2 separate regions of the Homo sapiens genome follow, and region 2 is linked to region 1. A link is a loop called in an ENCODE intact Hi-C map of the cell type or tissue named here. Cell type or tissue: Caco-2. All regions are shown on one strand. Each heading gives the region's core, and the rest is flanking DNA. Links, peaks and the distances in the headings are about the cores only.

The links. Peaks named below come from ENCODE experiments on the same cell type or tissue, not always from the same donor. Only the 100,000 strongest peaks of a DNase experiment are listed, where the experiment ranks them.
Region 2: it touches region 1 in a loop (9-fold over the local background); 16 of 110 quality-filtered maps call a loop at or near these places.

Annotation. Positions count from the first base shown.
Region 1 is chr12:8,234,951-8,243,734 of GRCh38, forward strand. LINC02449 (long intergenic non-protein coding RNA 2449) reads left to right here and starts at 465. Exons shown (of 3, transcript NR_120454.1): 1 at 465-1,049; 2 at 3,787-3,964; 3 at 7,412-7,614. It also overlaps the pseudogene FAM86FP. RefSeq lists an enhancer at 2,613-3,113 and silencers at 7,739-7,918, 8,079-8,188, 8,399-8,778. In Caco-2, for the core only: CTCF peaks have their summits at 2,700 (motif pointing left) and 2,908; DNase peaks (open chromatin) are centred at 1,001 and 2,671.
Region 2 is chr12:8,040,747-8,051,953 of GRCh38, forward strand. It overlaps FOXJ2 (forkhead box J2), which reads left to right. Exons shown (of 11, transcript NM_018416.3): 3 at 1,912-1,986; 4 at 2,955-3,023; 5 at 3,205-3,345; 6 at 4,014-4,212; 7 at 7,136-7,543; 8 at 7,951-8,052; 9 at 8,616-8,825; 10 at 9,776-9,874. Among named protein-coding and RNA genes, the nearest start is that of FOXJ2, 14 kb to the left of the region's middle. In Caco-2, for the core only: CTCF peaks have their summits at 5,436 (motif pointing right) and 6,153; a DNase peak (open chromatin) is centred at 5,415.

The sequences.
Region 1 (8,784 bases), core at 676-5,675:
CCAGAAGTGGTTGTTTTCCTCCTGTGGTCTCTGAAGGACACAGGGCATGGCTCTGGGACAGAGCCATGTGCCGACGACTGTAACGGGAGTATGCCTGTCTCCACCAAGAGGGCTGTGGCTTGAAGGTCACCTTAAGAGGCACCCCTGTCCTTTGATGTCACCCTGGAGGCCCAGAGTAACTCTTCTGGAAGCCCCATCATGTCCATGCCTGACAGCGTCCATTGTTCCCTTTTCCCAGAGCCAAGAGCTGGGTAGAGCTGCAAGGACACCGCCTGCACAGGGTGCCCGGGGCTGGGCATTACCTGCTGCAATGACAACATCTGGCTGGAAGGCAGAGAGCTGATGGACCGTCGCTACGTCCCAGTCCAGCTGGGCCACTGTCACCCTGGGGCTGTCTAAGTTGGCAGTGATGTCTGCCTCTAATGAGAGGCCATTGAGAAAGACATTCCCTTGGAGCTGCTCGAGGACCCGGCTGTGAGGGTCGCTGAAGATGTATGCCCGGGGGCGGCACATCTTGCAGATGGCAAGGCCTGTGAGGCCGGCACCACTGCCAAGTTCTAGGACAGTCCTGGCGGGAGGAAAGGGGACCGTGTCTTCGACTGCACCAGGGTAAGCCTGCCTTGGTGCCCTGCCCTGTGCCCCGAGGTCACCTGTTAGTGAAGGCTGCTGGGTTCTCGATGGCCCATTCTGCAAGGCAGAGGGTGGCGTCCCATGTGACCAGGCCTGTGGTACCGTGAGAGATGATGGCTGTGCTCTCGGAGATTGTGACCGAGCCTCCCGAGGGCTGCACCAAGAGAGGGCGAGAGAGTCAGTCCAGCGATCAGAAGGCAAGTGGCTTAGAAGACAAGTAGCCATCCACCACATGGCTGAATAAACCATGACAGGACCAATCGCCACTCAGCAATGAGAAGCAGCTAACTGTTGACATACCAACAGCTTTCACGGGCCTCAAGATTGTCACGTGGCATGAAAGACACTCATCTCAGGCCACACAGGATTCCATTCATCGAACATTCCTGAGACAACGGAATTCTGGCGATGGAGCACAGGTCAGTGGTGGCCAGAGGCCGGGTGTGGCTATGAAGGGGTGGCTGCCTTGTGATGATTCAGTATGCTATGTTTTTCCTTTGTGGTTTTCTGTATCTATGTTTTATCTTTTTTTTTTTTTTTTGAGCTCTGTCACCTAGGCTGGAGTCAGTGGCACGATCTTGGCTCACTGCAACCTCTGCCTCCTGGGTTCAAGCAATTCTCCTGCCTCACCTGCCCAAGTAGCTGTGACTACAGGCGTGTGCCACCATGTCTGGCTAATTTTTATACTTTTTTTTTAGACATAGATTCGCTCTCGTTGCCGAGGCCGGAGTGCAATAGCGCGATCTCGGCTCACTACAACCTCCACCTCCGGGGTTCAAGAGATTCTCCTGCCTCAGCCTCCCGAGTAGCTGGGATTACAGGCCCCCACTACCACACCCCGCTAATTTTTGTATTTTTGGTAAAGATGGAGTTTCACCATGTTGGCCAAGCTGGTCTCAAACTCCTGACCTCAGGTGATCCCCTTGCCTCAGCCTCCCAAAGTGCTGGGATTACAGGCATGAGCCACCACGCCTGGCCTAATTTTTGTATTTTTAGTAGAGACAGGGTTTCACCATATTGGCCAGGCTGGTCTCGAACTCCTGACCTCAGATCCACCCACCTTGGCCTCCCATAGTGCTGGGATTACAGGCATGAGCCACCATGTCCAGCCCTGTCAAGTATTCTTTGAGGACTGAGCACCAGGTCCTTGTGAAGCAGGTAGTGTGTGTCACCTATTGGACAAATGCCCAACAACCCCACGAGACATGCTGTTGTTGTTGAAGTGCTTGATTTACAGACAGGGAAACTGAGGCTAAAGAAGGTTAATGGACCTCATGTCTAAGACTGCAGAATGGGTGAGTCAGGATTTGAACCCACACCCACGTTTTCACTTTTTCTGTGCAGGAAGGGTATCTGGGCTGTGAGGGGGAGGAGGGTGCCCTTCTCATACCAGCAAATAGCTCCGGTGGCCCTGGGTGGACTCCTTGACCATCAGAGTCTCTGCCAGCCCCTCGTACAGCTCGTCCAAAGGCTCCGTGTGGACAGCCTCGTGCTGGGGGCATACAGAGTGAGAGCTTGTTTGCTTTCGTACTAATCTGTAAAAATGGCCAGATGATTTTCACCAAGTTTGGAGGGGAGATTTGGGATGGAATGGTGTAATACCGGCCAGCTGGTATATAAAATATTCACTTCGTTGGGCGTGGTGGTGTGTGTCGAATAGTTCCAGCTGCTCTAGAGGCTGACATGGGAGGACTGCTTGAGCCCAGGAGTTCGAGGACAGCCTGGGCAACAGAGATCTTGTCTCTAAAAAAAAATAATTCCACTTCGTAGGGAAACCTGGACGGGAGGGCCTTCAACAAGAGGTGTTGAGAGGGGAGGGTTAGGTGTAGTCTAGGGCAGGAGACAAGGATTCCGTGAGAGCTGCCACATGACCATGACAGAGAGCTCTGTGTTTGGATCAAACACAGAGAGGAGGAAAACAAAAGGTGCTTTTAAGTGAGCCCAGGCAGAACTGTGAGGGCGGCCCATGCTGCAGGCTGTGGCTGTCAGCAGGCTGCTTCTCCACAGCTGGCCCCGTCCTAGGATTCACAAGGCAGCAGCAGGGTACACTGGGTGACTGCTGCCCTCTCGTGGTGGCACAGGGCAGACCGGCTGGCAACCACAGATGCACCCTTTTGGGGAGGACTAGGGAGAAAGCAGGTATTGGAGAAGCAGGGGATTGTTTATTTGCTAAAAGTGTGGCCCTTTCACTCAGCAGGTCTGCTACTGCCTACTAAGGAACGGCTTCTCGACATCCTCCTGTCAAACCCTGCATGTTCAGGCCCATCTTTAAAATCCATCCTAGGCCAGGTGCAGTGGCTCATGCCTGTAATCCCAGCACTTTGGGAGGCCGAGGCAGGCGGATCACCTGAGGTCAGGAGTTCGAGACCAGCCTGGCCAACATGGTGAAACTCTGTTTCTACTAAAAATACAAAAATTAGCCAGGCATGGTGGCGTGTGCCTGTAGTCCCAGCTTCTTAGAAGGCTAGGCACGAGAATTGCTTGAACCCAGGAGGCAGAGATTTCAGGGAGCCGAGATTGTGCCACGGTAATCCAGCCTGGGCACCACAGTGAGACTGTCTCAAAAAAGTAAATAAACAAGTAAAAAATAAAATCCATCCTATAGCAGTCAGGAAAGAGCTCATTCCAGCAGGATCAATGAAGAGAATTCACCAGAGGAACTAGTTCCAAAGGTATGGCAAGAGCTAAATCTTCCAACAGGGGCCCGTGGGGCAACCCAGAGACGGACAAGAGCAGGAAACTCCAAACCCTTCGGCGGGCAGGACAGAGGGTGTGAGTGAGGGTTCCAGTGTTGTGGGCTGGACCAGCCTGGTAGGAATGAGAATTCATATGCTAGGAGATGGGGCCCCAGAGAAGCAGCTGCTGTGGAAACCCCAGGAGGCAGAGTGAGGGAGAGACGCTGGCCTCCCCTTCTTCCCACCCTGCACTGTCTCCCATGGGTCACACTCAGCTGCAGCCAGTTGCCTGCGGAGGCCCCTGCCATGCTGGGGTTTGCAAAGCAGGCCCAGGGCCTGGGAAGGACGGGGGCTCCAGCACGCAGGTGGCTATGCTGTCCGGCTACTGGGCGGACACTGCCCATAACTGACCTTTTTGATGAGTTCTGAGAGAAAGCACCGGGCATACTTGACTGACGGCGGGTGCTTCACACACACACAGGATGCTTCACAGTCTACGGCAAAGGACAGAACGTTGGTTGCTCGAGAGCCCGTCTTAAGTCTCCTATGAGCTTCAAGCCAACACAACAGAGGGCAAACTCCAGGCTACCTGATCCCTCAGCAAAGATGCAGATGGACACAGCGTTCTGGCCCCACGCATCTGAAGTTCGTCTTAAGATGTAAGCCGTTTCCTAAAAATGCTTCCACTGCAGTGGCACAGGCTATGGCAGCATTTCTAACGCCCATTCTGAGCAGGAACACAGGGCATGTGGGTCCCAACCACCTCCCTCCCAGGGGAGCCAGTGTGAACCAGGGTTTGCAGTAAGGACAGTCGCCAACTGTCTGGCTCTATGGAAGAGGTGGGAAGGCCCACTCAGCAACTGCTCTCTTGGATCATGTGTCCCTGGGGACAGGATGGAGGGGAGGGGGCGCTCAGGGTGACTCCAGCTAAAGCCGAGAGAAGCCAAGTGCAGGATGAGCAAGTTCCAGGCAGTGGGAACAGCCTGTGCAAGCTCTGAGGTGGCCACGGGCTGGCACATGGAACGGAGGGCAGAGGGACTGGTGCAGCAGGAGGGGGGACGGCGGGAAAACAGGAGCCTGGAGGGAGAGGGAGGAGACGGTCCGCAGCGCCTGCTGGCTGGGAGGGATGCAGATTCTGCCCAAGGGCAGCAAAGTACCCCACGCAATACACAGGCTCTTCATGCTGGTGCTGGTTTTTCATTTTTTCTGACACAGAGTCTCGCTCTGTTGCCCAGGCTGGAGTGCAATGGCCAGATCTTGGCTCACTGCAGCCTCCGCCTCCTGGGTTCAAGCGATTCTCCTGCCTCAGCCTCCTGAGTAGCTGGGACTATAGGCGTGCACCGCCATGCCCAGCTAATTTTTTTATTTTTAGTAGAGATGGGTTTTTGCCATGTTGGCTAGGCTGGTCTTGAACTCCTGACCTTAGGTGATCCGTCCACCTCAGCCTCCCAAAGACCTGGGATTACAGGTGTGAGCCAGTGCACCCAGCCTTGTGCTGGGTTTTAAAGCAGCTCTCCCTATATCTCATGCTTCACCACCTACCAGAGTGAGGCTCAGGGTGAAACTCAGAGCAAGGTGCAAGACAACTTCAGGTATCTCCATGCTCGAAGCCCTGACCTACTGTATTGCCCCGAAAGTCTTCCCTGCTGTGGCTGCATCTTTTCCACGTGGATAATCTTGGTTCACCTCTAGCACAGGAATTCTTTTCCGGGGCTCCTAGGATGGGCTGGGTGGGTGGGAGTGGAGGATGTCTGCCTCCCCTGAGTTTGTATGGAAAAGGTATTCTTTTGGTGCACTTCTTTCTGGGAGGGAGTCTATTGCTTTGTCTTTTCAGAAGGGCTCATGGCCCTTCGAAGGTGAAGACCCAGGATGCAGGGTGATCTGCACTTGGCCCTCAAGGCCAAGGTCAGGCTGTGGCTGGGCCGGGTGGTGATCCTGGCTCTCACCTGCATGCAGATGCACTTGAGTCCAAACCCCACCCTGGGCAAAGCAAGGGCCCATTTAGGTCTAGAAGAGACAGGAGTGGGTGGGACAGGCCTCATGAATGCAAAAAAGAAAGTCTCTGAGCATCTACCAAATGCTAGAAGCTGTTTTGCACCTGTCATCTCTGTTTTTGCTGTGGATGGTTTAAAAAACATTCCCTAGATTTCCCCCCTCTTGCAGATTTTTGTATATTCTGATGTCTTTGTCTAAGTCTTAGATAGAAAACGAAAGCGCAGGAGCTGTCGGAGGTGCTGACACCCACCTGCAGTGCTGACTCAATGGTTTTGTTCTTTGAAGAGGGCTGTTTTTAAAGGGTACAAGCACACCTGTGGTTCTTCTCTCAGGTCTTCCGGAGAGATTCAGGAGGCAGAGTCATGAGTCCCAGGGACTCTGGGATTCTTACCTTCTGCAAAATATCCCGCAGCAGCTCAGAATCTGATGAGTCTCTTAACTTTGCTTCTAAGCTCAGTGTGGACGGGGGAGGGAGAAATCTCAAGGGCGCATTCACAGGAACATTAAAACACGCAATAGAATGTGTTGGCAAAGCTCTATGTGATCCCTCCCTGGGGACGTGGAGCCAGTTGGAAGTGGAAGCCACAGCGGCTGAAAGCCTGACCTTCAGATGTCGCAGGGTGCACCTGGATGAGTCACAGGAAGAAGGCTGACTCTTGGCCGCATGAGTCCTGGCTACTCAGCTGCCACCCAGGTCATGGGCCAGCTCCCTGGTTGCACTGGTCAGCCAGGAATTACCAGGGCAGCCATGGCACCAAGGTTTGATGGGCTTGCCATCTGAGTTTAAGTGGAAATGCAGAATGTGCCCATACCAGCCTGGGTTACATTGTCCTCTTATAGGGGCCTCAAGCCCAGCAGCGAACTTTGGCTCCCGAGTTAGGCAGACTGTCTCGGCTGGCATGTGGCACACGGCAAGGCACTTCATTGCTTCAGAGCTCCTTCTATGCCATAAAAAGCCCTACAAGACCTGGTGCTAATCCCTCTCTCTGGCCTGTTCTCCCTCACCCCTGGCCCACCCTGCTCACTCCACTCCAGCCACACTGGCTGCCTTGCTGTTGTTCCTCAACCACAGCTGGCTTGTTTCCACCACAGGGCCTTTGCATATCCTGTTCCCCAAACCCTTCCCATGGCTGGCTGCTTCACCACTCAGGCCCCAGTTCAAATGCCACCTCTTTGGGGAAAGCTTCCATGATTCCCTGACTTTGGTGACTCTTCTCCCCAGTTGCTCCATTCACCATTTCCCTGTTTTATTGGCTTTAAAGCCACTCTCATCTGGTCTTTTCTTGTTTATTCATTTATCTGTTTATTCTCTGGCTCTCCCATGCAAGCAGAGCCTCATCTATCATGGGTACTGCTGATCCATGGTGCCTGGCTCACGGAAGGCATTTATTAAACATTTTGAGACTGAATAAAACACTAGCTAACACCGACATGCATTTACCATGAGCCAGGCACTGATCCACAGGCTTTTGTACTCAACGCTGACAACAACCCTAAGAGGTAGGTATCATTATATCCCCCATTAATAAGAAAACAATAGCACAGAGAGATGCAGTCACTTGCCCAAGGTCACACAGGGCAAGGGGTTGGGCCAGGATTCGAAGCAGGCAGGCTGTCTCCTGGGTCTGAACTCTCAACTACTTCACCCTAATCAAACAATCCCTCTGGTCAAATGTGAGTGATAATAATAGTACCCACCTCGTGGGTGTTGAGGGTGAGCCCAAGTTAGCATTCAGCGTGGGCATGTGAACAATTATAGTCAATATTGAATGGAGACCTATGATGCTTTTATGAAGGTTTCTATTTTGGATTAAAAATGCACAAATTTCTCCTGACCAGAAATGATCTCTGAGTGCTAAATATTTTATGTCAATGGAAGAATGCAAATGATTAAGCAACACCCCATAAAATGGGGCAGACCCAGGGAGGAATATATATCCAAACTGACTCATCCCAGTGAGCTCACTGCACATGAATTACAAATGGAGCGGGGTGCATTAAGCCCCTCTGCTGGCAGAAGGGAGGCTGCTGCCTGCCATGCGCCTGTGCTGAGAATGGCAGGTCCCCAGGGAGAGGAGAGGCCACCCCCTTCTCTTTCTCTTCCATCACAGGTGTGAAAGCCTCAGCGCATGAGCCAATTCTGTGCAGTGCTCGACATACAGATGAGAACACTGAGGCACGAGGCACAGCCTGTGATCTGGCCACCGCGCTCAGGAGGAGGTGGTTACCCGCGGGCCTGAGGGCGCTGACTTTTTAGAATGGGCGAGTGCAGCTGTGTCCCAGTGTCCCAGTGACCAGAACGATTACTGCCTTTTAAAAGTCGTGAAAAGGATCGTGAACTGTACCCCACACCGAGCGCGCGTCTGCCCCCCAAGGCGGTGGAGACACCCCCAGCTTCCGCCGCCAGCTCGCGGGGCAGAAGGGGTGCGAGCGACTCTGGCCAGGCCCCAGGGACGGAACCGGGTCTGGCGGCCCTGACCGGGGAGAGCCCAGGAACTCACGTAGCCGGAGCGCCGGGGGTTTCAGCACGGAGACCCATCCCGTCTGCCCCTGGACTCCCGCGAGCCCCGCGGGCCTCTCCGCTCGCCCCGCCGCCCACATGCCAGGGGAAGGAGCGCAGTGTGCGCGCCGCCAGGAAGCGGCGATCGAAACCCTGCAGCAAGAGTTCGATCCCGCGTTCTCCTCGGGCGCCATGACGTGGGCGGGGCCGCAGCGTTGCCGGGAGACCTGGAGGAAGCCGGCCTGGACTGAAGAGGGGGCGGGTCCGGGGCAGTGCGCGGGGGCAGGGAGGGGGCGGGGCCTGGGGGGTAGGGTCAGGAGGTGCGTCCTGGGGGCGGACTCTAGGGCGGGGCTAAGGTGAGCCTTAGGAGGGCGGGGCCTGGGGTGGGGCCAGGATGAGCGCCATGAGGGCGAGGCCTGGGGTAGGGCCAGGATAAGCCTCACTGGGGCAGGTCCTGGGTAGAGACCAGGTTGGCGGGTCTTGGGGCGGGGCCAGGATAGGGCGATCCTGGAAGCTGGGCTTCGGAAGCGTCCAGGTTGGTGGCGTCCTGGAGGCAGTGCCTTGCGTGGGGGCAGGATAAGAGTCCTGGAGGCGGGCATTAGGGCGGGGATAAACGCCATTGGGTTCAGGAGGCGGGACTCAGAGCAGAGCCCAGGAGACAGGTCTTAGGGCGGGGCTAAGGCCAGACCCAGAGAAGGGCTCAGGAGGCGGGGCAGGGGCGGGGCGTTGACTATGTCTTGGCACATGGCCAGGCGGTGCGCGGACTCTGGGAGGCGGAGCTTAGGACGGGCCCACGTGGGGAGGGGCCCAGGGTCCGGGAGGCGGTGCCGAGTCCCGGCTGGGCTGCGCTCAGGAGGCGGGCCCTGGGAGGCGGAGCTTAGGGAGGGGCCGGTGGCGGGAGGGACCCAGGGACTGGGAGGCTGGTCGGGGCTGGGCTCAGGGTCCGAGACCTAGCTGGGCTTGGGGCGGGGCCGAGACGGAGCG
Region 2 (11,207 bases), core at 3,142-8,141, 190 kb before region 1:
AAAGAGGATATTCACTCATTTCACAAATGTTTATTGCCATTCTACGATGTTCCAGTCACTGTGCAAGGCATGGCATCACTCCTTCCTACCTAGAGGTAGGAGTCTAATCTAGAGCATCAGATTTCCATAGCTCCATTGCACAGTCATCATCTTTTGAAAAGCTGCATTCCAAGAAAAATCATAATATAATTAGGTTCTTTACAAACAGCTGGCTACCAAGCAAGTAATGAGAAGTTAAGTTGTTTGGCTGGAGATGAAGAAAGAAGGGGCTCCTCTCCTAAGCAAAGCAAGAAGGCTGATAGGCTCAATTTTTTGGAGCAGTAGCTCATTTGTCAATTGTTGAGTAGGAATAGGAACTTTATATGTAGTTCTCTCACTCTATAAATCCCCAGTTGACATACAAACCATGTAGTGAGTTGGAGACTATTGAAAGCACTCAGCTTTCTTTTCTTTTCTTTTTTTTTTTGTGGGGGTGGGGGACAGGGTCTCACTGTCCCCAGACTGGAGTTTAGTGGCGTGATATCAGCTCACCATAACCTCCGCCTCCTGGGTTCAAGCAATCCTCCTGCCTCAGCCTCCCGAGTAGCTGGGATTACAGGCGCCTGCCACTGCAACCAGCTAATTTTTTTTGTATTTTTAATAGAGACGGGGTTTCACCATGTTGGCTGGGCTGGTCTTGAACTCCTGACCTCAAATGATCCACCTCCTGCCTCAGCCTCCCAAAGTGCAGGGATTACAGGTGTGAGCCACCGTACCCAGCCTCTCTTTTTTTTTTTTTTAATTTTAAGACAGGGTCTTGCTCTGTCACCCAGGCTGGATTGTAGTGGTACAATCACAGCTTACTGCAGCTTGAACCTGGGCTCAAGCAATCCTTCCACCTAAGCCTCCTGAGTAGCTGGGACTACAGGCATACACCACCATGCACAGGAACTTTTTTTTATTTTGTAGAAATGAGGTCTCACTGTGTTGCCCAAGCTGGCCTCAGGCTTCTAGACTCAAGTGATCTTCCCATCTCGGCCTCCCAAGATGCTGGAATTACAGGCATGAGCCATTGTGCCTGGCCCATTGAGCTTTCCCTTTGTAAATATGTCCCTGCTAGCTACCATAATCCCCAATCCCACCCAACACACACATTTTTTTTTTTTTTTGAGACGGAGTTTCGCTCTTGTTCACTAGGCTGGAGTGCAGTGGCATGATCTGGGCTCACTGCCACCACTGCCTCCTGGGTTCAAGCGATTCTCCTGTCTCAGCCTCCTGAGTAGCTAGGATTGCAGACATGTGCTACCACGCCTGGCTAATTTTTGTATTTTTAGTAGAGACGGGGTTTCACCATGTCGGCTAGGCTGGTCTCGAACTCCTGACCTCAGGTGATCAGCCCACCTCAGCCTCCCAAAGTGTTGGAATTATAGGCGTGAGCCACCACGCCTGACCCCAACACACTTATACAATATTTCTTTCCTCCAAATGTGAACATTCTATGGGCTATTGAGAAAATGAAGGTGATCTGTGTTTTTGTTTCACTCAATTTATATAAAAAGTTTTAAAACATTGTTCTTTTGCTATCAGTAGGGTAGATTGAGGAACTGGGCAGATGTGATTGTGAGGCATTTATATACTTGTTACTCGGCTGGAAAGATTGAAAAACTATATAATCAGTTTTTTCAGAAGCATTAGTAATCAAATTTATAGCCATTCCCTCCCATCAGTTTAATCTCTGCATTTTTCTTATCTCATTGCTATTGCTATTTGATGCATAATTCCCTCCATCGGTGTAGTTAAGAGGTACTGAGCTTACCCTGATACTTCAACTGCATGGTGTATTATGTTTTTTTGTGTGTCCCTCTGTGTTCTATTGGAAAATGTTCTGCTCTGCATAATGCTCAGGCCTAACTTGCTTCTCTGCCTCTCCAGAATTCAATACGGCACAACCTTTCTCTCAACAAGTGTTTCCGGAAGGTGCCCAGACCTCGGGATGACCCTGGGAAGGTAAGATACTACTGTAAGCATTGAAAGGAGGAGTAGGAAGGAGAGTGAAGTAGTTGACAGTCCAGAGTCCTGTGGCTGTTTTAATTACCCAGAAGAGGAAATCATGCTAATTAGAGAAGCATCTTTATTTTTTTCTCAGAGGAAGCTTGGTTGTCAAGCTTATGGGCCCCCAGTAGAATGGGTGACTGAGAAAGACTGTGAGGCCAGGCGTGGTGGCTTATGCCTGTAATCCCAACACTTTAGGTGGCCGAGGCGGGCGGATCAACTGAGGTCAGGAGTTCAAGATCAGCCTAGTCAACATGGTGAAACCCCATCTGTACTAAAAATACAAAAAATTAGCCAGGCGTGGTGGTACATGCCTGTAATCCCAGCTACTCAGGAGGCTGAGGCAGGAGAATTGCTTGAACCTGGGAGGCAGAGGTTGCAGTGAGCTGAGATTGTGCCATTGCACTCCAGCCTGGGCAACAAGAGTGAAACTCCATCTCAAAAAAAAAAAAAAAAAAAAAGACTGTGAAATCTTTTTTTTAAAAAAATAGAAATACTTAGTGTAAAGTTGACTTTCATGCTCCCCCTTTTTTGTGTGGCACTCTTTTTTCCTAGATGTAAAAGGTAGACTTAATAACCTTTGTACAAACATCTCTATACAAAAGTCCCTGGTGTTTCCCCCGTAAAAGAGAAGGGATGGATCATTCTCTCCATTTGACAGATGTGGATGCTAAAGTCCAAGCAAGTTTTGCCTCAGGTCAGAAGGGAAGGGAGAGGCTGTGTCTGGACATTTCCAGCTCTTTGAGCTAGATGCCATTGTTCTGCCCCTCCAAAACAATCGAGGCCTGTGTTTGGACCACAGGATTACCTCTGGCATACTCAGTGAGTTTCTAGGACAAATTTGCTCTTCATTAATACCCAGAACCCTGGGAGGTTCTGAATGTAACAATTTTGTTTTCTGTGGGAATGGGATCTCCTTCCAGGGTTCCTATTGGACAATTGACACCTGCCCTGACATTTCCCGAAAGAGAAGACACCCTCCAGATGATGATGTAAGTTCCCAGCTCATGAGGAGATGCCATATCTGAGCCAGCTGCTCCTTCCACCTCCTCTTATGGACGTTCAGTCCTTTCAGAGGCAAAGGTGGAAGGAATACCAGCAGAGGGGAAACCATGGGTCTTGGGAGGATATTGCGCCTCTGCTTATAGATTTCTTTTTTTTCACAACCCTCAGCTGTCCCAAGACTCACCAGAACAGGAGGCAAGCAAGAGCCCACGGGGAGGCGTTGCAGGGAGTGGAGAAGCCTCACTGCCTCCTGAGGGGAATCCGCAGATGTCACTTCAGAGCCCCACATCTATAGCCAGCTACAGCCAGGTAGGAAGCAGATATGGCAGGGGTCATGGGATGGGTGGTGAATAGATTCAGATGTCTCCCTGTTTATTCAGAATTATGTATTGAGTATCTGTGATATATGAGGCAGATAAATTGAGAAGGAAGGGGAAGGCAAAAGAGGGAAATAGAGAGAGAGAGAAATAGAAAGGCATAGCAGAACTTTGAGAAACATCAGGAAAAAAAAGCTGGGCACAGTGGCTCATGCCTGTAATGTCAGCACTTTGGGAGGTCGAGGCAGGCGGATCACGTGAGTCCACGAGCTTGAGACCCGCCTATCCAACATGCCAAAACCCCATCTCTACAAAAATACAAAATTAGCTGGGCGTGGTGGCATGTGCCTATAGTTCCTGCTACTTGGGAGGCTGAGGCATGAGAATCACTTGAACCGGGGAGGTGGAGCCTGGGCGACAGAGCGAGACCCTGCCTCAGAAACAAACAAACAAACAAAAAAGAAGAAATGGAGACTGATGAGAGAAAGAGGGTAGATTCAAGATAAGAACTAATGAGGAAAGAAGGAGAAAATGATGCTGGGTCATTGAAGAGCTAGGCGAGGATGAAGAGGACAGACAGGAGAGCCTGGTGACCATTGAAGGGTTTTATTGGTCCCTCAGCTGGGACACTGATCAGGAATTTCTTACCTGTTTTTGCAGGGCACAGGATCTGTGGATGGTGGAGCAGTGGCAGCAGGGGCTTCAGGCCGAGAAAGTGCTGAGGGTCCCCCTCCCCTCTATAACACCAACCATGACTTTAAATTCTCCTACTCAGAGATCAACTTTCAGGATCTAAGCTGGTCCTTCCGCAACCTCTATAAGTCCATGCTGGAGAAGTCCTCTTCCTCCTCTCAGCACGGTGAGTCTGGAGTTGGGATGGGTGCAGGGAGACTTTTTTATCTTGTTGAACAAGTGGGGTGACATTTTCTTTTTTCCCTTAGTTTTTTATTTTTATTTTTTGTGAGACAGGGTCTCACTCTTTCGTCCAAGCTGGAGTGCAGTGGCACGATCTGAGCTCACTGCAACCTCCGCCTCACGGGTTCAAGCAATTCTGTCATCTCAACTTCTCGAGTATCTGGGAGTACAGGCACGTGCTACCACGCTTGGCTAATTTTTGTATTTTTTTTTTTTTTTTTGAGATGGAGTCTCGCTCTTGTCGCCCAGGCTGGAGTGCAGTGGCGCAATCTCGGCTCACTGCAACCTCCGCCTCCCGGGTTCAAGCAATTCTCCTTCCTCAGCCTCCCGAGTAGCTCAGACTACAGGCGCATGCCACACCCAGCTAATTTTTGTACTTTTAGTAGAGACAGGGTTTCACCATGTTGGCCAGGCTGGTCTCGAACTCCTGACCTCAGGTGATCTGCCTGCCTTGGCCACCCAAAGTGTTGGAATTACAGGCATGAGTCACTGTGCCTGGCTTAAGTTTTGTATTTTTAGTAGAGACAGGGTTTCACCACGTTGGCTGGGCTGGTCTCGAACTCCTGGCCTCAAGTGATCCACCCACCTTGGCCTTCCAAAGTGCTGGGATTACAGGCGTGAGCCACCGTGCCCGGCCATATTTCTTTCTTTATTTTTTTGAGGCACAGTTTCGCTCTTTGTTGCTCAGGCTAGAGAGCAGTGTCGCGATCTCGGCTCACTGCAACCTTCGCCTCCCAGGTTCAAGCAATTCTTCTGTCTCAGCCTCCCAATTAGCTGGGATTACAGGCTCCCGCCACCACGCCTGGCTAATTTTTATATTTCTTAGTAGAGACGGAGTTTCACCACGTTGGCCAGGCTGGTCTTGAACTCCTGACCTCAGGTGATCCACTTACCTCAGCCTCCCAAAGTGCTGGGATTACAGGCGTGAGCCACTGTGCCTGACCCATATTTCTTATTTTTAACACAAAGAGAGGTATCACTACTCAGAGGAAATATTTCATGAACTAAAACTGTTTGGAGTCAAGTGAGCTCATCTGTCCTTGTGCAAATACAGCTGTTTCAGGAGGCAAGCTAGGCTAATAGCTTCAGAAAGTGAATTGGAGGATTGCCCCTTCCAGGACTAAGGGCAGTGATTTTAGGGCTGCAAGTGAGTCATTTGGAGGACGACCACGAGGGGGCAGCAGCAGTACCCTCTCCTGAAGAATCCCTGCGTTTCATTGTGAGAACAGTTTCTTTTTAGTGTATTTACATTTATGTTACTTTTATTGTGAAAAATTGCAAACAGATGCAAAAGTGTGGAGAAAAATATAATAAACCCCTGTGTTCCATCCCCCAACTTTAAGTTATCAGTATTTTATTAGGCTTGTTTTGTTTACCACTGAGCCTTCTAAAAATTGGAGTAATTTAATGGAATTCACATATACCATGTCATTCCACTCATAAATACAACTTCGATATACACCTCTAAATGATGACTTTCTTCTAGTTATCTACCATGACATTATCATTCCTAACATAATTGATAATACATCCTTAATATCAGCTAGTATCTTGTCCGTGCACATTTTCCTAATTATCATATGAGAATGACTTAAAGTTTTTACTGGGAGGCCCCTTGAGAGAACATCTGGTTCGGCCCTCTGCAATATCTGTGTGTTCGTTTTTTAAATAACTTAGAGACAGTGGTGAAGTTGATTTCAGGTGAGGCATTAGACCTTCTCATTCTGTGCAGTAGCCCTATGTTGGCAGCAGGGGCTGAATGGAATGATAAAAACTGGTTAGGAGTCACTTTTTGGAAAACTTATATTCATTTTCATGAATTTCTTCTTGTATATCACAGGGGATCAATTCCTAGAGTAGTGTCCAAGACTGTAGCATTTGCTCAAAAAATGAATCCGACTCAGGTGGTTGGTTGATTGGAGGAGGGAACATGAGAAACTGTCAGAAATAAAGTAAAAAATTAGATTGGGTGAGGACAGCCTAGAGTTCACTCAAGTTTTATTGTGACCGAAAGCCCCTAGTCTCAGACTTTTGTTCTTCCCAGCCTGTCTGCTTGAGAAATAACTCCATCCTGTCTCTGCTCCTTACCCAAGCTACATTTGTTTATAGAGGGTACAGGAATGACTTGGCAGTAGCAGAGTGTAGAGAAAATAAGGGGCCGGTCGTGGTGTCTCATGCCTGTAATCCCAGCACTTTGGAAGGCCAAAGTGGGCGGATCACCTGAAGTCAGGAGCTCGAGACCAGCCTCAACATGGAGAAACCCCGTCTCTACTAAAAATACAAAATTAGCCAGGCGTGGTGGTACACACCTGTAGTCTCAGCTACTCGGGAGGCTGAGGCAGGAGAATTGCTTGAACCTGGGAGGCGGAGGTTGCGGTGAGCCGAGATCGCACCATTGCACTCCAGCCTGGGCAACAAGAGCGAAACTCTGTCTCAAAAAACAAAAAACGGAAGGAAGAGGAGATAGTAGACAACTGATGGCTTTGTTTTGTTTCTGATTTACTTTTTTTTTTTTCCCTAAACACTAGATGACCAGGGATGGTTTCCTTTTTAAAGTTCACCTGCTGGGAAACTGTGATTTCAGGCCTTCAGCCAAATCCCTAAAAAGTAGCATTAAATGCTACACACTGACCTTTTTAGTAAGATTTCAGTGGTCTCCACACTGTCAGGGCCCTCCTCTAACCTAAGTGCCTTCCTGTCTCTTGTACCTGCCAGGAGGGCCACAGGGATCTTTGCTGCCCTAGAATGTTCTTACCCTTTTAACTCCACAGTTTTAGTCTGAGGCTTCCCATCTCAACCCAGGGAAAATCCCATTTTGTGAAAAATGCATTGCTTAAGTCACTTGCCTGCTTCCTCCCCACCTGCAGGCTTTTCTTCTCTCCTGGGGGACATCCCACCCTCGAACAACTACTACATGTATCAGCAGCAGCAGCCACCGCCACCTCAACAGCAGCAGCAGCAGCAGCAGCCGCCACAGCCACCTCCCCAGCAGTCCCAGCCACAGCAGCAGCAGGCACCTGCCCAGGGCCCCTCAGCTGTAGGGGGTGCTCCTCCACTGCACACCCCAAGCACAGATGGTTGTACCCCACCAGGGGGAAAGCAAGCTGGGGCGGAAGGCTATGGGCCTCCCCCTGTAATGGCCATGCATCCACCCCCGCTGCAGCATGGAGGCTACCACCCTCATCAGCACCATCCCCACTCCCACCCTGCCCAGCAGCCACCACCTCCACAGCCACAGGCACAAGGCCAGGCTCCCATCAACAACACTGGCTTTGGTGAGTAAGGAGGGTGCACAGTGATCTAGAGGAGGGTGGGGTGATGTCCTTGTCCTAACACCGGCATGGAGGTGCAGTTAGTTAGGAAGTTAATGATGGGTCTTTTAGGCTTCGCTCCTTCATGTGAGCTAATCTGAACAAAGTTACTACTTAGAGCTCTGTCTTATAGAATTCCTGGATCAATTGAGATTGTTTTACATATTCTCCTGACTATGAGCCTGGCTGTACTTAAAGCGTAGCTAGCTTTTCCAGTCCTAAACTCCCAGGGAGGGAGAGTCCAAAACTTGGAAATGCAACTGCTAATCTGTATAGATGCAAGAATCTTGCATGTAGTCAGCCTGGTATCAGTTGACTGCTGTCTTACACTTCACTCTATCTTATTATCCACTTTCCCCTCCTCTTTACAGCCTTTCCTTCTGACTGGTGCTCTAATATTGACTCTTTAAAGGAAAGCTTCAAGATGGTGAATCGGCTCAATTGGTCCAGCATTGAGCAGTCACAATTCTCAGGTTAGTGATCAAAGGACGAAGGAAGAGAGGGATACACTGTAAGGGAAAACCCAGTAGAAACTGGAACCGGAAGGGGGTGGTTAAATGAAGTTGCAGAAATGAGGATTTCATTGTTTTTCTTTCTTTTTACACAAGATGGATCATATTTACATTATTTTCAAATTAACTCAAATTAATCTTGTCTTAACTGAAAATGTGGCAGTGAATAATCCTAGTCCATTCTGTCTTTGGGAGGGAGAAGGCCCTCAGGAATTTAGAGACCGTGGACCACGATTTTGTAGTTTTGTCACCACTCACTGACAGTGTGACCTTGGCTGAGTCACTCAGTCACATTGAAAGTTTATCTTACTCATCAGTAAGATGGCAATTATAAGAATTTGGTAAGGGATCAAATAGAATGAGAGTTTGAAAATGCAGAGCTCTGAAAGATATAAATTGTTATTGTTAGTGCCCGTTATCAGTGGGGGTGATTGATGGTGTGTTTGGAACAGTGAGATAGGGCGGGGTCTGATAGGGGCTTCCTACCTCTGCAAGGTTTGCATTGCTTGCTTCCCTCTTTGTAGAACTGATGGAGAGTCTACGACAGGCAGAGCAGAAGAACTGGACCCTCGACCAGCATCACATTGCCAATCTGTGTGACTCCCTCAACCACTTCCTTACTCAGACTGGTCACGTGCCCCCTCAAGGGGGTACCCACCGCCCACCAGCCCCTGCCCGTATTGCTGACTCCTGTGCCCTCACCAGTGGCAAACAGGAGTCAGCCATGAGCCAAGGTACTGCACCAAGCCAGTTGCCATGGAGGTGGAGACTATGTTGAAAAGGAAGCATAGGAGAAAGGCAAAAGAGAACTGAGAGAAAGGATTTTATGGGGCAGTGACCCAAATTGAGCAGTGGAACTAGTTTATCAGTTGACTGAATATCTGTTGAATCAGTGAAGTCCTAAACTGAAAAATGCAAAAGAAATAGACTGTATGATTCCTTTTTAGACCTCAGTTTGGGAGATCAGAATTGTTTAAGAAAAGGGAGGAGATTTGTTAGAGAAAGGCTGTATTTTAAATTTGCGTCTCAGTAATCCCTACCGCCTGGGTGATACCGGATGAAATGGTGGTTCTATGCTTATGTGATGTTCAAACTAGTGAAATGAGAGAGATGTCATGATTATGTTCCTGTTTCTTGCTTTTTGTTTTTGAGATGGGGTCTCGCTCTGTCGCCCAGGCTCTGGAGTGCAGTGGTGTGATCACGGCTCACTGCAACCTTGACCCCTGGAGCTCAGGTGATCCTCCCACTTTAGCCTCCTGAGTAGCTGGGACTACAGGTGTGTACCACCATGCCCAGCTAATTTTTTTTTTGTATTTTGTGTATAGCTGGGGTTTCACCGTGTCGCCCAGGCTATCTTCAAACTCTTGGACTCAAGGGATCTACCCACCTCGGCTGCCCAAAGTGTTGGGATTACAGGCATGAGCCACCATACCTGGCCCTGTGTTTCTATATTTTTCTTCCTTATATCTTTCCTATTTCACAATTGTACTATCCATTTCTTTTTACCCTCAGTGGTGAGGACTGACAGCTTCTGCAGAAAGCCTTCATGCCTGCAGGAGCTACAGAACAGGGCAGGGAAGAGAGAAGGAGGATGGGAGCAAGGGTATATTTTTTTCTTCCCTGCTTTGTTGAGTACAGTGACCCGCCCCCCCCAACTCAAGTAACTCTTGTCTTGCTTTGGCAGTGAACTCTTATGGGCACCCACAAGCTCCCCACCTCTACCCTGGCCCATCACCAATGTACCCAATCCCCACCCAGGACTCAGCAGGATACAATCGCCCAGGTAAGAGCTAAGAAGCTTGTTTCAAAACCGTTGTACTCTGATGAGTTGCTTTGCTTTCCTTTGACTCTGAGCTGGCATTCTGTGCATTTTTGCCTGCATCTCGCTGGAGGGAATGAGCCTTTATAATTCCCAAGGCTGGAGGATGGGTTACCTGCTAAGAAGGTGTGTGTCGGGGAGACTAACGAAGACAGTGTCCCCTCCCCTCCCTTCCCCTCCCTTCCTTTCCCTTCCCCTTCCCTTCCCTTCCCCTTCCCTTCCCCTTCCCTTCCCCTTCCCTTCCCCTTCCCTTCCCTTTCCTTCCCCTTCCCTTCCCCTTCCCCTTCCCTTCCCCTTCCTTTCCTCTTCCCTTCCCCTCCCTTCCCTTCCCCTTCCCTTCCCTTTCCTTCCCCTTCCCTTTCCCTTCCCTTCCCTTTCCTTCCCCTTCCCCTTCCCTTGCCCTTCCTTTCCCCTTCCCTTCCATTCCCTTTCCCTTCCCTTCCCCTTCCCCTTCCCTTCCCTTCCCTTTCCCTTCCCCTTTTCTTTTCTTTTCAACAGAGTCTCGCTCTGTTGCCCAGGCTGGAGTACAGTGGTGCGATCTCAGCTCACTACAACCTCCACCTCCTGGGTTGAAATGATTCTCCTGCTTGAGCCTCTCAACTAGCTGGGACTACAGACCCACACCACCATGCCTGGCTAATTTTTGTATTTTTAGTAGAGACGGGGTTTTGCCATGTTGGCTAGGCTTGTCTTGAACTCCTGACCACAAGTGATCCACCTGCCTCTGCCTCCCAAAGTGCTGGGATTACAGGCGTGATCCACTGGCCCCGGCTAGATGTACTTTAAAATTAGCAACTGCAATAGTAAAAGGAAGTGAAAGCATACATATAAGCAAAAGATAGCTATGTGCAACATTTTTGTGTGGCTTTGGAATCTAGATGGAAGATGTGCTCAGGCAAATAAAATGAATTTGTTATCCACACATACTTGCTGTGTGCCCATGTCTGCTTTCCTGTCACCTGATCTCTAGAATCAGGGGTCTGGGACTGAAGTATCTCTGATAGTGGGGGTGGGGCAGGGAGACACTAAATTGCCACAGACAGAACAAAATGAACAGGTCCTTCACATTTAGACACATAGAAAAATCACTGTTATTCTGCCTAACCACACGTGTTTTCAATTTTGGGGGTGACATCTGACTCTCTCTATTCTTTGTCCATATAATATAAATACAGATTTCTATACTGCTATTTCATGTGATATTATCTTCTGTTTGTTTGTTTGAGTCAGAGTCTTTTTCTGTTGCCCAGGCTGGAGTGCAGTAGGCAATGGTGTGATCCTGGCTCACTGCAACCTC